Regions from separate parts of the Homo sapiens genome. Here region 1 is linked to region 2. A link is a contact called in ENCODE Hi-C or POLR2A ChIA-PET data. All regions are on one chromosome and are shown on one strand. The core of a region is the stretch at or near the end of the contact, and the rest is flanking DNA. Distances in the headings are between cores, read along the strand shown. Region 1 holds the start of TTC8 (tetratricopeptide repeat domain 8). Region 2 holds the start of LOC107984635 (a long non-coding RNA gene).

Evidence for each region. Hi-C counts contacts between places; a loop is a spot of excess contacts on that map. ChIA-PET counts read pairs that join two places held with the same protein, here RNA polymerase II (POLR2A). Pooled maps may share reads with other maps.
Region 1: a loop to region 2 is called in a pooled map, with 7 times the contacts of the local background. The contact joins the promoter of TTC8 here to the enhancer-like site in region 2. A Hi-C loop is called at or near these places in 1 of 37 single-sample maps with no recorded cell type and 5 of 50 pooled maps. POLR2A ChIA-PET finds 5 or more read pairs at or near these places in 1 of 52 experiments (activated B cell).

Annotation. Positions count from the first base shown.
Region 1 is chr14:88,819,890-88,826,724 of GRCh38, reverse strand. It overlaps TTC8 (tetratricopeptide repeat domain 8), which reads right to left and starts at 2,074. Exons shown (of 15, transcript NM_144596.4): 1 at 1,904-2,074. The coding sequence starts at 2,017. It also overlaps the pseudogene RNU4-92P. RefSeq lists an enhancer at 2,063-2,422.
Region 2 is chr14:89,427,812-89,434,162 of GRCh38, reverse strand. It overlaps LOC107984635 (a long non-coding RNA gene), which reads right to left and starts at 5,809. Exons shown (of 2, transcript XR_001751025.2): 1 at 5,743-5,809; 2 at 3,091-4,825. It also overlaps a transcript of FOXN3 not described here. RefSeq lists enhancers at 1,497-2,050, 4,460-5,659. Within about 2 kb of position 2,568, at least 2 of the 41 ENCODE cell types and tissues checked have a DNase peak (open chromatin) inside an H3K27ac peak, as active enhancers do.

The DNA.
Region 1 (6,835 bases), core at 825-3,324, 610 kb after region 2:
AAGGTTCTTTTTTTGAGACAGAGTCTCTCTGTCGCCCAGGCTGTGGAGTGTGGAGTGCAGTGGTGCGATCTCCGCTCACTGCAAGCTCCGCCTTCCGGGTTCACGCCATTCTCCTACCTCGGCCTCCCGAGTAACTGGGACTACAGGCGCCCGCCAACACGCCCGGCTAATTTTTTCTATTTTTAGTAGAGAGGGGGTTTCACCGTGTTAGCCAGGATGGTCTCAATCTCCTGACCTCGTGATCCGCCCGCCTCGGCCTCCCAAAGCGCTGGGTTTACAGGCATAAGCCACCGTGCCCGGCCACATCAAAGGTTCTTAACAAGCTTCTGTTGTACCAACGTAAAGGGTCAATATTTTGTCACAAGTCCCAAACATATTTGATTGTGTATTTTTTTAAGCAATATCTATAAGATTACTATGCCAAAAACACATTTGGGGGCTGGGCGCGGTGGCTCATGCCTGTAATCCCAACACTTTGGGAGGCCGAGGCAGACGGATCACGAGGTCAGGAGTTCGAGACCACCCTGGCTAACACGGTGAAATCCCGTCTCTACTAAAAATACAAAAAAATTAGCCAGGCTTGGTGGCACGTAACTGTAGTCCCAGCTACTCGGTAGTCTGAGGCAGGAGAATCGCTTGAACCTGGGAGGCGGAGGTTGCAGACAGCCGAGATCGCGCCGTGCCACTGCACTCCAGCCTGGGCGACAGAGCGAGACTCCGTCTCAAAAAAAAATAAAAAAAAATAAAAAAAATTTAAAAAAACCTTGGAAAAATGCTTGTCTACAGAAATATAGTCCTATTAATTAATGTGAACTAACAACAGAACCTAGCTTTGTATTACCACTAACGTAGGCTGTTCTAAGAGAGATGTACTATCTGAAAGACAAAATGTTCATCTCAGCAGGTTATCATCCATCATCCATTTGCTGGGAGCTAAGGCAGAGCCTAGTAACAGCATTCACACTCAGGCCTCCGCTTTTGTAACTCCCTTCAATTTTCCATTTTTTCTAACATCTCCAAGGCAACACCACTAGAGGAAAAGCTAGGGAACTAGAACTACGTAGGTATATTCCGCACTTACTAAAAGCACTGACAAACTGCCGCAGCGCTACTTCTGTTCTCCCATTTTCTCCTTTTTTGCCTATTCCAGGAGCCACCTGCCCACCAGAATTGTACCGCTCACGTACATTGTATACTACCTTTTCCACTCGCTATACACATTACTCTAGTTTAAGTTCTCTTTTCATCAATGCCATCATTCCTTCTTGTAAGGAGCCTTTCTTTCCCATTTCTCCCTCCTACAATTAGAGCTTCCCTTGCCTAGGTAATTTTTTAAATAATGAATGTATCTTTCTCCCTCCTAGATTCTCATTCTTCTAATTTGCATATTTGCCTCAAGCTAAACTCATGGCCTCCTTCACTCTTGGACAACAGTCTAAAGATGAGGTGGGAGGATCACATGTTCGATCCAAAAGGAAGAAGGCAGCTATGTTAACAGGAGGTGGAGAGTCACAGATCTTTGTTTATGCATATTTTTTAGAAATTAACAACGCACACGCTGAGAGCTTAAAGCCCATCAATATGCAAGTATAAACGAATTATCAAAGTTCCTCGTCAAGTAAAGTTCAGGGCTCTCATTCTGGGACACGTATAGGGGAGGGGAGGCTGAAAATTGTGAGGAGGGGGCGGTCATGGCACAGAACTTGCTATCCCCGTGGACGTGGCGGACAGCGGACCCGCTAGTCACAGCTCCACAAGGTCTCGCTCCGGGCGCCTCCGAGGGCCGAACGGTCAGCCCCGCCTCGGGCCTTCCTCCCCGGCCTCCCAACCCGGGGCTGGGATATGCCCCAGACCCCGCAGCCTCAGCGTCAGGATGCACAGGCTGACGGGAGCTGGCCGGTACCTGGTCATAAGGGGACTTCTCCAGCATCTGCGTGCATAGATCGGCGCAGAGCTGGAACTTCCTGCGCCTAAAATAGCTCCAGGCCAGGAGCAGCGGCTCCATCTCCGAGCTCATGGCTGCCGGTGCGGCCAGCGAAGGCCCAGCGCTCCAGGAGAGAGGTGGGCGTGGAGTGAAGAGCTGGCGGCGTCCGACTCTGCCCGGCAACCCGCGACGGCTGGGGCCTTGTCCGAGAGGTGCCCGCAGCGCGCCTGAGAACAGGAAAAAGAAAAACAACCGCAAGCAGAACTCGGCTACAGGGCTTGCCTAAACTTGGTTGGAAAAAGATGTCTACTTTTAAAGGCTACAGGTTTCATTGATTTTGAAAAGAAGGCACCGCGGCTAAACAAAAAGGTAGTGAGTTAGACACCTGCCCCTGGGGTCCCCCACCCTCCCAGGAGGCGCAGCTGCCTAGCAACCGAATGCTCTGCCTGCCCTGCAGGTCCGGAAGAGTCCCTGGAGTTGATCTCTGTCTGGTGTCTGTCCTACTTCTTCCATTCGCTCGTTTCCATCCCTTTCGCTTTACCTTCCGATTCTAGAAATACAAACAAGTAAACAGCTTCCACAGTACCATCCACCCATCAAGACCTAAAGTCCTAAATCCTGAAATTGTCCGCTGTTTCTCGAGGTCCTTCCCACCGAATCTCAACATCTGAACTGCAAGTGGTTTGCTTTTACTCATTTTACAGATGAGAAACTGAGATAGACTCAGAGAAGAGAAATTATTAAAATTGCATTGAGTTAGGGAGCTGGAACTGCAATCTGGTTGACTACAAGTTGCTAATACATTTGTTAATTCGACTCACATGGTGATTCCGGATTGTAAATTGGTGACAGTTTTACCAAACTAGATAATGTGTGCAAAATAATAATAATAATAATAATAATAATAATTTTTAAAAGCTTTGTGAAACATCGTCTCCTGGCACTTGCTGTTTGGCAAGGGTTTACTTGTGCAGAGTGATTTCTTCAAACACAATTCTGACTTTTCTCTAGAAATTTGCACAGATGACAAATATGCTTAAAATTGCAATGGTTATGAAAAGAGAGGTGTGACCGGCTAAATCCAGGTAGGCTTTTCTCAAACCACTGGGGTCTGAGAAAACATTAGACATTCTATTTAATCCACATATTTATATTTTTCATAGGTATTAAAATGAAACTTATGCTTCTAAACTAAGAAATTTATTGTTACCTTTTATTCTCTACTAAGCAGTCTTTCTTGAATTGTTGTATTTTGGAAGTCAGTAATTATCAGGATTGTCATTGTTACAGTTAAGTGTATTGTCATTAGTCTATTTGTGTTCTCCTGGAACTGCCGGTAGAAATGTAATCTCCCTAAAGGTCCTAATGAAGCAGCCCATGGTTTCTGAGTGTCAAATTTTTAAGAACGCACATGCCGACAATTGACAATTGGGCTCAATATTTCACAGCGTCTTTTTGTTTTCTGGTACACTGTAAGCAGATTACTATGTAAGTGATTTTCAACCCTACTAGAGAAAGTGAAGCACAGAGAAACCCTTTAAAAGGGTCAGTTTCACAAATGATGCTAGATCTCAGTTCATAGATCCTTATCTTTTACTCTCTAGCATATAGTCAGATGTTCTAAATAAACTTTTTTAAAGAATAGTTTTCGATTTACAGAAAAGTCACAAAAATAGTAGACAGTTCCCATATACCCAGTTTCTCTATTGTGTGAGATGTTGACATTTGTTTTAGTGTAAGATGATACATTTGTTACAACTAAGGAATCAACAATGGTACATTACTATTAAATAAACTCCACAGTTTATTTGGATTTCAGTAGTTTTCCCTTAATGTTATTTCTCTATTCCAGGATCTCACTTAGGGTACCACATAACATTCGGTTATCATGTCTCCTTCACCTCCTCTGACACTGTGGCAGTTTTTTAGACATTCCTTGTTTATGATGACCTTGACAGTGTTGAAAAGTGCTGGTCAAGTATTTTGTAGAATATCTGAGAAGTTCTTAAAAATAGAGATGTCCCAATTCCAGCCCTAGAAATATTGACTTAAATTGTTTGAGGTAGGACTGGGGCATCGGTTTTGTTTTTTTAAGTGTCTCAGGTGATTCTGATGGGTAGCCAGGATTAATCACCCACTACATTGAGTTCTAGTCATGTATCTATTGAGATTATTGCCAACTTCCTACAGAGAAACACTATTTACATAAGTGGGGAAATAAACATGCCAATAAACATATAAATAAATGTGGAACAAATGAGGCATTAAAATATTTTAGTAGCATATAATGTGTGTTAACTTCTTTCAGAAGGCTGTTTTTTTCCTCTCACAAAAGTCAAATGAATGAGGAAAATTGTAGGATATTTAGTAAATTACAGGATGTTAAACATGTCCAAATGTAGCATAAAATGTGTCTTTAAAAGGATATAAAAATATGTTATTTTTAATATCATGTAAATATGTTTATGGTTCATTGATTTTATGAATTTATAGACAGACTTACATTTTTTAATAATATCTAACTGATAAAGCAGAAACCATTTTTTTAAAGATATGCTAGTAATAGGAAGAATAGACAATGTAACAATTCCTGGTGAAGGGAATAGATAAGAGTTACTAGGACCATTTTCCTCCTAGAGAAAGTGAAGCACAGAGAAACAAGCCCTTTAAAAGGGTTAGTTTCACAATCGATGCTAGATCTCAGTTCATAGATCCTTATCTTTTACTCTGTAGCAACTAGATATTTCTTTAGGTTAATCAGTCTTAAATCAAATACCTAAGGTAATTTAACTTTAAATGCCAAAGTTTAAATTTTCTTAAATGTTAAATTGGAATTATTCTGCACATTTAACCCAAAAGAAAAACAAAAGGCATAAAATGAGATATTTTCTTGGTCAACAAGTATTTGCCCGGGCTCTGTGCTTGGTGGTAAGAATGCAGAGATCAACAAGACAGATCTCCTGGCCGGAGAGTACTTATACACAAAGAGTAATTAGCACGAAGAGCACTGGACTTAAGGTTAGATTTAGCAGCCGTGTTTTCTCAGGCAAATTAGGAATCAGTTTAGGATGATGATTAAGAAGTGGGGTCTGAGGCCGGGCATGGTGGCTCAGGCCTATAATCTCAGCACTTTGGGAGGCCAAAGGCAAGGAGGACCACTTGAGCCTTGAGCCCAGGAAGTCAAGGCTGCAGTGAGCCATGAGCATGCCATTGCACTCCAGCCTGGCAGCAGAGCAAGACCCTGTCACTAAAAAAAAAAAAAAAAAAAAATTGGGCTCTGGGGCCAGATGTTTTGTATTTGAAACCTGACTTTTTCATGCCCTTGGCAAAGTTGTGGGGACTTTGTGGAAGGGACTTACTGGCCTGTGCCTCAGATTTTTTATCCATAATGTAACATGCATTTGCTGTATTATTTAAGAATTTTCAATTCTGCCCTAAAGAATAGGAAAAACAAATGGGATAGATGAAACTTATCTGTAAGTATATGTTACATCAGTTCATATGTTAAGTACAGATAATAAGTAAATCATTAACCCATGAAACATGTTAAACATAGAATAGATATTTACTTCTTAGACATACGTTAAAAGGACAAAACAAACAAGAGTGTTACTTGTAAACAGAGATGGAAAGCAAAATAAACCTTAAATATTCATAAAGCATGGATCAGTCTTGTTGCCTCAAATTGACCACCCATTGGTATCATCCATTCTAACCCACTTGTTTTGTGCTTAAAATGTATACTGCTGCTCATCAGGTCATTGCTGAGCTATAGGTGTAGCTCATACTTACCTCTATCTTTTTATTATTTTTATTGTTTGGGGACAGGATCTTGCTCTGTCGTCCAGGCTGGAGTGCAGTGGCACAATCATGACTCATTGCCTGCTCACTGCAGCCTCAACCTTCAGGTCTCAGGTGATCCTCCCACCTCATCCTCCCGGGTAGTTGGGACTACAAGCACGCACCATCATGCCCAGCTAATTTTTTTTTAAATTTTTTGTAGAGACGTGGTCTCGCCATGTTGCCCAGGCTGTTCTTGAACTCCTGGACTCAAGTACTCTGCGTGCTTCAATCTTCCAAAGTGTTGGAATTACAGGTGTGAGCCACAGCACTCAGCAACCTCAGTCTTTTTGATAGAGCAAACATAGACTGGCACCATGAACTTTCCATCTCTGAACATTCTTACCTACACTCTGGTTCTTGTAACCATGCCATCTTTGGAGAAGGCAGATGAGGCAGAGAGAGAGGCAGAACATGTGAACATTGAGTGACCCACAGTAGTGTGGTCCTTTCACCTGCATGATCTAAATGTGTTCACCTACTGAATCTCTTTCCCCTTGCTTCCCACTTTTTTCTAAAACAATTCAGTCTCCATAGTGACTGTCAAAAATTGCCAGTGCTGACTATCTTGCAAGTTGTCATGGCAGGGTATTGGAAAAAGTTTTCAATTAGCAATAACCTAGGATAAACCTCATTGGCTACCATATTTCCACTGTACAAAGCTAAGACTGTGTGTTTTAAATTGGTTTAACAAACTAATTTATTTGACCATCTTAATCTGGCCTTTGAGCCAGATTATAATGATAGTGATAATGATAGTGAATATTTTATGGGATGACTGTGGAGATCACATCAATTTACTTCAAGTAAGGCACAATTACATTGTCTTTCAAAGAACATAGAAACACGTTGGCGGGGAATCAGTAATGTATGCAGCCAGGTAGCTCCTCTAATTTCAGTCAGACTGAAATAGGAATTAAAAGAAATTAAAGAATGTGTAAGCAAAAACTCAGTTGTATGTAAGAAAACTCAATTCCCCCTGAAGAAGAGAAAGAGCTGGAGTCCTTTAAAATTAACTGCCTGTTTTTCTGTGGCTAGTGGACCTTATCTCTCCCTTTCCCAGGCATTGTG
Region 2 (6,351 bases), core at 1,319-3,818:
TCATCTGAGGTCAGGAGTTCAAGACCAGGTTGACTCCTGGTGAAACCTCGTCTCTACTAAAAATACCTAAAATTAGCCGGGCGTAGTGGCAGGCACCTGTAATACCAGCTACTCTGGAGGCTGAGACAGGAGAATTGCTTGAATCTGGGAGGCGAGGTTGCAGTGAGCCAAGATGGGGCCATTGCACTCCAGCCTGGGCGACAAGAGTGAAACTCCATCTCAAAAAAAAAAAAAAAAAAATTCTGATAAAAGCACAGTACTGGTGTGTGACCATTGCCCTGGATATTTCAGTATTTTTAGACGTTTGTCCATTTAATGAATATGTCTGTTTCTTTTCTTTTTTTTTTTTTGGAGACAGAGTTTCGCTCTTTCACCCAGGCTGGAGTGAAGTGGCGTGATCTCAGCTCACTGCAACCTCCGCCACCTTGCCTCCTGGATTCAAGCGATTCTACTGCCTCAGCCTCCTGAATAGCTGGGATTACAGGCGCCTGCCACCACGCCTGGCTAATTTTTTGTATTTTTAGTAGAGACAGAGTTTCATCGTGTTGGCCAGGCTGGTCACGAACTCCTGACCTCGTGATCTGCCTGCCTTAACCTCCTGAAGTGCTCGGATTATAGGCGTGAGCCACCGCACCCAGCCTAATTTTTGTATTATGTATTTATTTGTTTGTTTGTTTGTTTGAGATGGAGTCTCGCTTAGTCGCCCAGGCTGGAGTGCAGTGGCACGATCTCGGCTAACTGCAACCTCAGCCTCCTGAGTTCAAGCGATTCTTCTGCCTCAGTCTACCGAGTAGCTGGGACTACAAGCCCGCACCACCACGCCCAACTAATTTTTGTATTTTTAGTAGAGATGGGGTTTCACCAGATTGGCCAGGTTGGTCTTGAACTCCTGACGTTGTGATCTGCCCACCTTGGCCTCCCAAAGTGCTGGGATTACAGGTGTGAGCCACCGTGCCCAGCAATTTTTGTATTTTTAGTAGAGACAGGGTTTCGCCATGTTGGCCAGGCTGGTCTCAAACTCCTGACCTCAGGTGACTCACCCCGCCTCGGCCTCCCAAAGGATTACAGGTGTGAGCCACTGTGCCCAGCCAAATGTGTCTGTTTCTATGTGAGCATTTGTAGGTAATGGTGAGGGTAGAAAGGGTGACTATGATTAGTAGCCCTTGAAAAATGCTATGCAGGCCAGGTGCTCGTTGGCTCACGCCTGTAATCCCAGGAGTTTGGGAGGTCAAGGCAGGAGAATCGCTTGAGCCCAGGAGTTTGAGACCGACCTGGGCAATATAGTGAGACCCCTCTGCCCCATCTCTAAATAAAGAAAAAGAAAATGAAGAATGCTATGCAAAACTCAAACCAAACCAATGCCACAAAACAAAACAAAAACTCCCTCCCAAAAACCCCAAAACTGTGAAGAAGAAGCCTAAGAGGTAGAGATGACCAGCAGAAAGTTACATTCTGTGATCTTGGAAATGAGATCTTGGAGAATAGCAATAGACAGGTGAGAGCAGTGGTCAAGGCGGTGGGGCTGTGCAGGCCAGAGGGACATGGGGATCTTTAAGTTTGCATTTCACTTCTGGCAAATGAGTGAGCTTCTTGAAGCCTTGGTGTCCTCATCTGTAAATGAGGATGACAGCACCTATCCTGTAAGGGTGGTGGAAAGATGGAATAAATAATGCAGGTAAAGCTCTTGGCACGGTGCCTGGCCTGCAGGAAGCTTTTGTTGTTATGCATGTTTTATAATCCTTTGGATCGCAGTCATTGGGTACTTGGTGTTCATTGTTTTGACTCCTGTTGTTCAAGCGCCTTGAATGTCCTCAAGGCAAAATTGACATCACCTTTGGTCCTTCCTAGGAAAATTAGGAGCAGGGTGGTGTTAGGGCCGTCACTGGACATTCCAGGTCTCCCACCCATAAATGGAGAGGTGGAGTCTGCCTGCAAGACACATTGCTAGGAAAAGATGGGACATTTGGCTTAGTTTCAAACCAATATTTCCTTTATACCCTTCCACAGAGAGGTGACAGGGATCCAGTTAGTGGCGAGTTGTGGAGCAGCAGAGACTGCAATGCGATGTTCTTTATGATTTTCCTATTTCTTTGGTTGGAATTGGGTTTTTACATCACATATTGTTTGATTATAAAAAAGCAACAACACAGCCGGGCGTGGTGGCTCACGCCTGTAATCCCAGCACTTTGGGAGGCCGAGGCAGGCGGATCACCTGAGGTCAGGAGTTTGAGACCAGCCTGACCAACATGGTGAAACCCCGTCTGTACTAAAAATACAAAAATTAGCTGGACGTGGTGGCGGGCGCCTGTAATCCAAGCTACTCGGGAGGCTGAGGCAGGAGAATTGCTTGAACCCAGGAGGTGGAGGTTGCAGTGAGCCAAGATTGTGCCATTGCACTCCAGCCTGGGCAACAGGAGTGAAATTCTTTCTCAAAACAACAACCACAGCACTATGCTTGTGTTGGGGCAGTGGATAATGAGAAATCTCTGTACCTCCCACTCAAGTTTGCTGTGAACCTTAAACTGCTCTAAAAAAATAAAACATATCGAAACAAAATAAAAAAACAAAAACAAACAGCTGCAAGAACTCTTGCACAGAGGGTCAAAAGAATGGCTTTTGACTAGCTACAGAAACATGGATAAAAAACATGCTGGCCAGGCGCAGTGGCCCATGCCTGTAATCCCAGCACTTTGGGAGGCCGAGGCGGGTGGATCACCTGAGGTCAGGAGTTCAAGACCGGCCTGGCCAACATGGTGAAACCCTGTCTCTACCAAAAATACAAAAATTAGCCGGGTGTGGTGGTGGGCGCCTGTCATCCCAGTTACTTGGGAGGCTAAGGCAGGAGAATCACTTGAACCCGGTTCAAGTGAAGCTGAAGAAGTTGCAGTGAGCTGAAATCACAACACTGCACTCCATCCAGCCTGGGAGAGAGAGAGAGACTCTGTCTCAAAGAAACAAGCAAACAAAAAAAAATGTGCTAAACACGTAGAGACCAACCACATTGCTGTCAGTAGGTAGTGAAGCACTTTCCTATAAATATTTCAGGACTCTTCTTTCTCTACTTAAAAAAGAAAGATTGCTTTGCATTTCAGACAACGGAAATGACTGGACAAGCCTTTAGGTCATGTGCAAGAAACTGAGAAAACCATTTTCCTTAAATGGAGATGGAGTTTGGCACAGTCTGAGGTTCAAGTTAGAGCCTGGGTCTTAATTTGCCTGCAACGCATGATTTATCATGCCTTTAGCAAGATCCCCGGCCCAAGACCATTCATTTCACCCCTACAATCTCAAGGTGTGTGCAGGGCACAATTCAGCTTTAAACTTTTCTGCTTTTACTTTTGGTTAGGCAGAACCTCCGTCTGGTGGTATTTGAATATGAGTGTTTTCTGTGGCCCTTTTCAAAGTATTCAAAGTGGTTTAAAAATACATAATGTTCAGAGATCTAAGAGCTAACGGAAGTACTTATTTGGGCCTTTTAAAAATAAAAAAATCAATTAAACAGATTTGAGACTCTTAACTCTCGCGATGTCTTCAAAATAGATACTAAGATTAAAGAAAAAAGAAGGCTTGAAAATCATAGGACTACTTATCCACCCAGTCATAATGCTTTTAGTAGTGACAGTAGTAGCAAATAGCACAGTTTATAAAAACAGAAGAGCTAAAATTCTTTATTTAATATTAAACAGGAAACCGAAAGTAGTCTGCAGCAATGTGGTGGGTTTTCAGCAACCTGCTGCTGTGTTTATCTGTGCTGAAAAAGCCTAAATGAAACATTTCTTCTTTGATTGCCTTAAGATTGTAAGTTTGAAGGAAAATCCTTCAAACTGGAATCATGACCACTGGAAGCAGGTTCTGTATGGTAAGGTTTTGAAGCAACCTGTTTCCACCAGAACCAAAGGAAATTTGGAAGCAAATCAAAAACCTCTCAAAGAGTGGAAAAAGCTTTGTACTTTTATTTTGCCTTTGTGCATTGTTGTCATTTATCCAACATGTGCATATGAATATTCTTTCTGAAGACCTGGGCTTCATTTTAAGGTCAGCCTTCAATTTCTAGAGAATATAATTTGCTGCTATTTTTAGAGCATCATGATTGCTTGTAATAACTAATGGAAAAAAACTCAGAGAAATAAATGTGTAACAGCTGTGTCTGCTTAAACTTGATTAAAGGCAGTAAAAAAAAGTAAACAGAAGAACGAATGTGACAATAGACAAGGGGGAGACAAGTATCTCTCTCATTGTGAAAACTTTTACAGGCATAACTTGTTCCACTTTGGAAGGCCAGCGATGTCTGTGTTTAAAGTTTACTTTACTGTTTGTCTTGAGTGGGATCAGTGTTGTAGTGAATAATTTATAGCCAGCATGAATGAGCTCATTAGTCACCTTTTCAGACTTTAAATGAGTTTTGTGGTTGTCATTACTCGAGCCTTCTGTTCAGCCGCGGAGCAAAATGACAGTTTGGCAGTTGTTGCTGGGGCCGCCTGTTCCCCTTCAGGTCTGTGTTGGCTTTTGTATTTCGTTGAATCCTTCCCTGGCTAACCCTTCGCTGGTCCAGGCAGCAACTCTCCCACTTCACATGCCTTTTGCACCCCAAGTTTAAATGAGAAGTTTTTCAGGCTTCAAAAAAAAAAAAATCAGTTGTGTCTGCCAGAGAGAATGGGGGAATGAGGTGGATGAAATGAGCTTTTTCCAGCAACTCCTGGGTATGATTCCCTTTGTGCTTGGTTTGATATTCAAGCTACTCAAAAGCAAAAAGCAAGCCAGTGCGTTGAGAGGCAGCGGAGCCAGGCTCCCACATGGTGCCAGGCGTTTTAGACCGAGGATGTCACTGGAATTTGGAGGGAGAAGGATGTTTCAGGGTAGGTTTGAACTGTTTCAATTCTGAGTATCAGTGTGATGAGGGTAAAGAAACTTGCTACAGCAAATAAATCTGCGAGGCCAGATTTCCACGGACAAAGAAAACTGCATTTTTTCTACAAAGGGGTTGACAGCATGACTTTTCAAGGTCGCAGCCAACACGGAGGTCCAGGATCACTGGGAATGGTCATTACCTCTTCCCCATCTCTGTGCCTCCCAACTCCAAATCATTAAGAGAAAGCGAACTGTTGCAGCTGCCTCCTCACTGAGCCCTTGGAGACATGCCTGGGAGGCTGGTATGTGGGGAAGACAAGCCTAGGCATGCCAGTAGCAGGTGGGATTTCTTTGGAACGGATGTCATGAAGTTCATCCCTCCCATTGAACCTGGCCTGGGCAGCCTCCGGAGAGCTCTGCCATTCACTCCCTGGGACTGGCCTCCATCCAGAAGTCCAGGACACCGTGGCATGCCCACCTTGGTCCTCAGGTAGCCTCTGCAGGCACTCGTGGGGCGTGGAGGCCTGCGCAGGGTGCCTTGGCCAGGTGCTTGGACCCCTGCGCTGAGGTCTCTCTGACGTCTGCTGCGAGCAACAGGCACTCATGGCTGCCGTCACCAACGTGGGCAGCACCCCCTCCGGGACCCATATTGTTAGACAGCTGGCCTGGCGCTGTGTGAGGCATAGAGGAAACATGTTCAGGATTCCTCTCTGGAAGCAATGCCAACTTAAAAAGGACGCCTGGTTGTTTGGGGGCCAAATCTTTGAAACCAGTCAGAATCACGTCTTTGAGTGCAGAGAAGTGAGGTGCTGTTGAACATACCCACAGAAAGAGCTAGCAATTCACCTGCTTGCTTCCTTTCCAGCCCCGACCCTTTTAAGATTGAGTACTCACATGCAGTCACGTCTCACAATTTCTGGACACCTTTTGCCTGCACCTCAACCTCAATATTAAAGGCACAAGATACACTATTTTGGGAAGGAGTGAGGATTTCAAAACAGAAAGGGTTGGTGAACTTGACTAGCCAATGAAAAGAGACTTCAGGTTTGGCTGTTGTAATAAATGGAATAAATTGCTAATCTCCAAAAAAGAACTTTGTGCTGCAGGGAAATATGTTAGTAATCATTTAATCTATATTCTGTTTCTCAGAGAGTTCATCAAATTCAGAGCTCTTACTTTGTTTTAAAAAGACTCTCGTAGAGAGAAGAATCAATTGTTTTCTTTCACACCCCTCTGAAAAAGTAAAACGAGAGAAGTTATTTCTTGGCGTGGATAAGACTTTGGCAGACTTAGCCACCGAAACCCATGAGACTATGGTACTTGGTGTACTCACTAAAGAGAGGAAAACAATAAAATCTCTTAAAAACTTTGGAGGAGGAAAATGTTGATGAGGCTACTTTTCTCTGACTGATCTGTAGAGTTAATAGATGCCAGCTTGAGAGAGGGATAAAAAGGAGACTTTTTTTTTTTCCTGTTAAGTGATCAATATTTTTTATTACCACT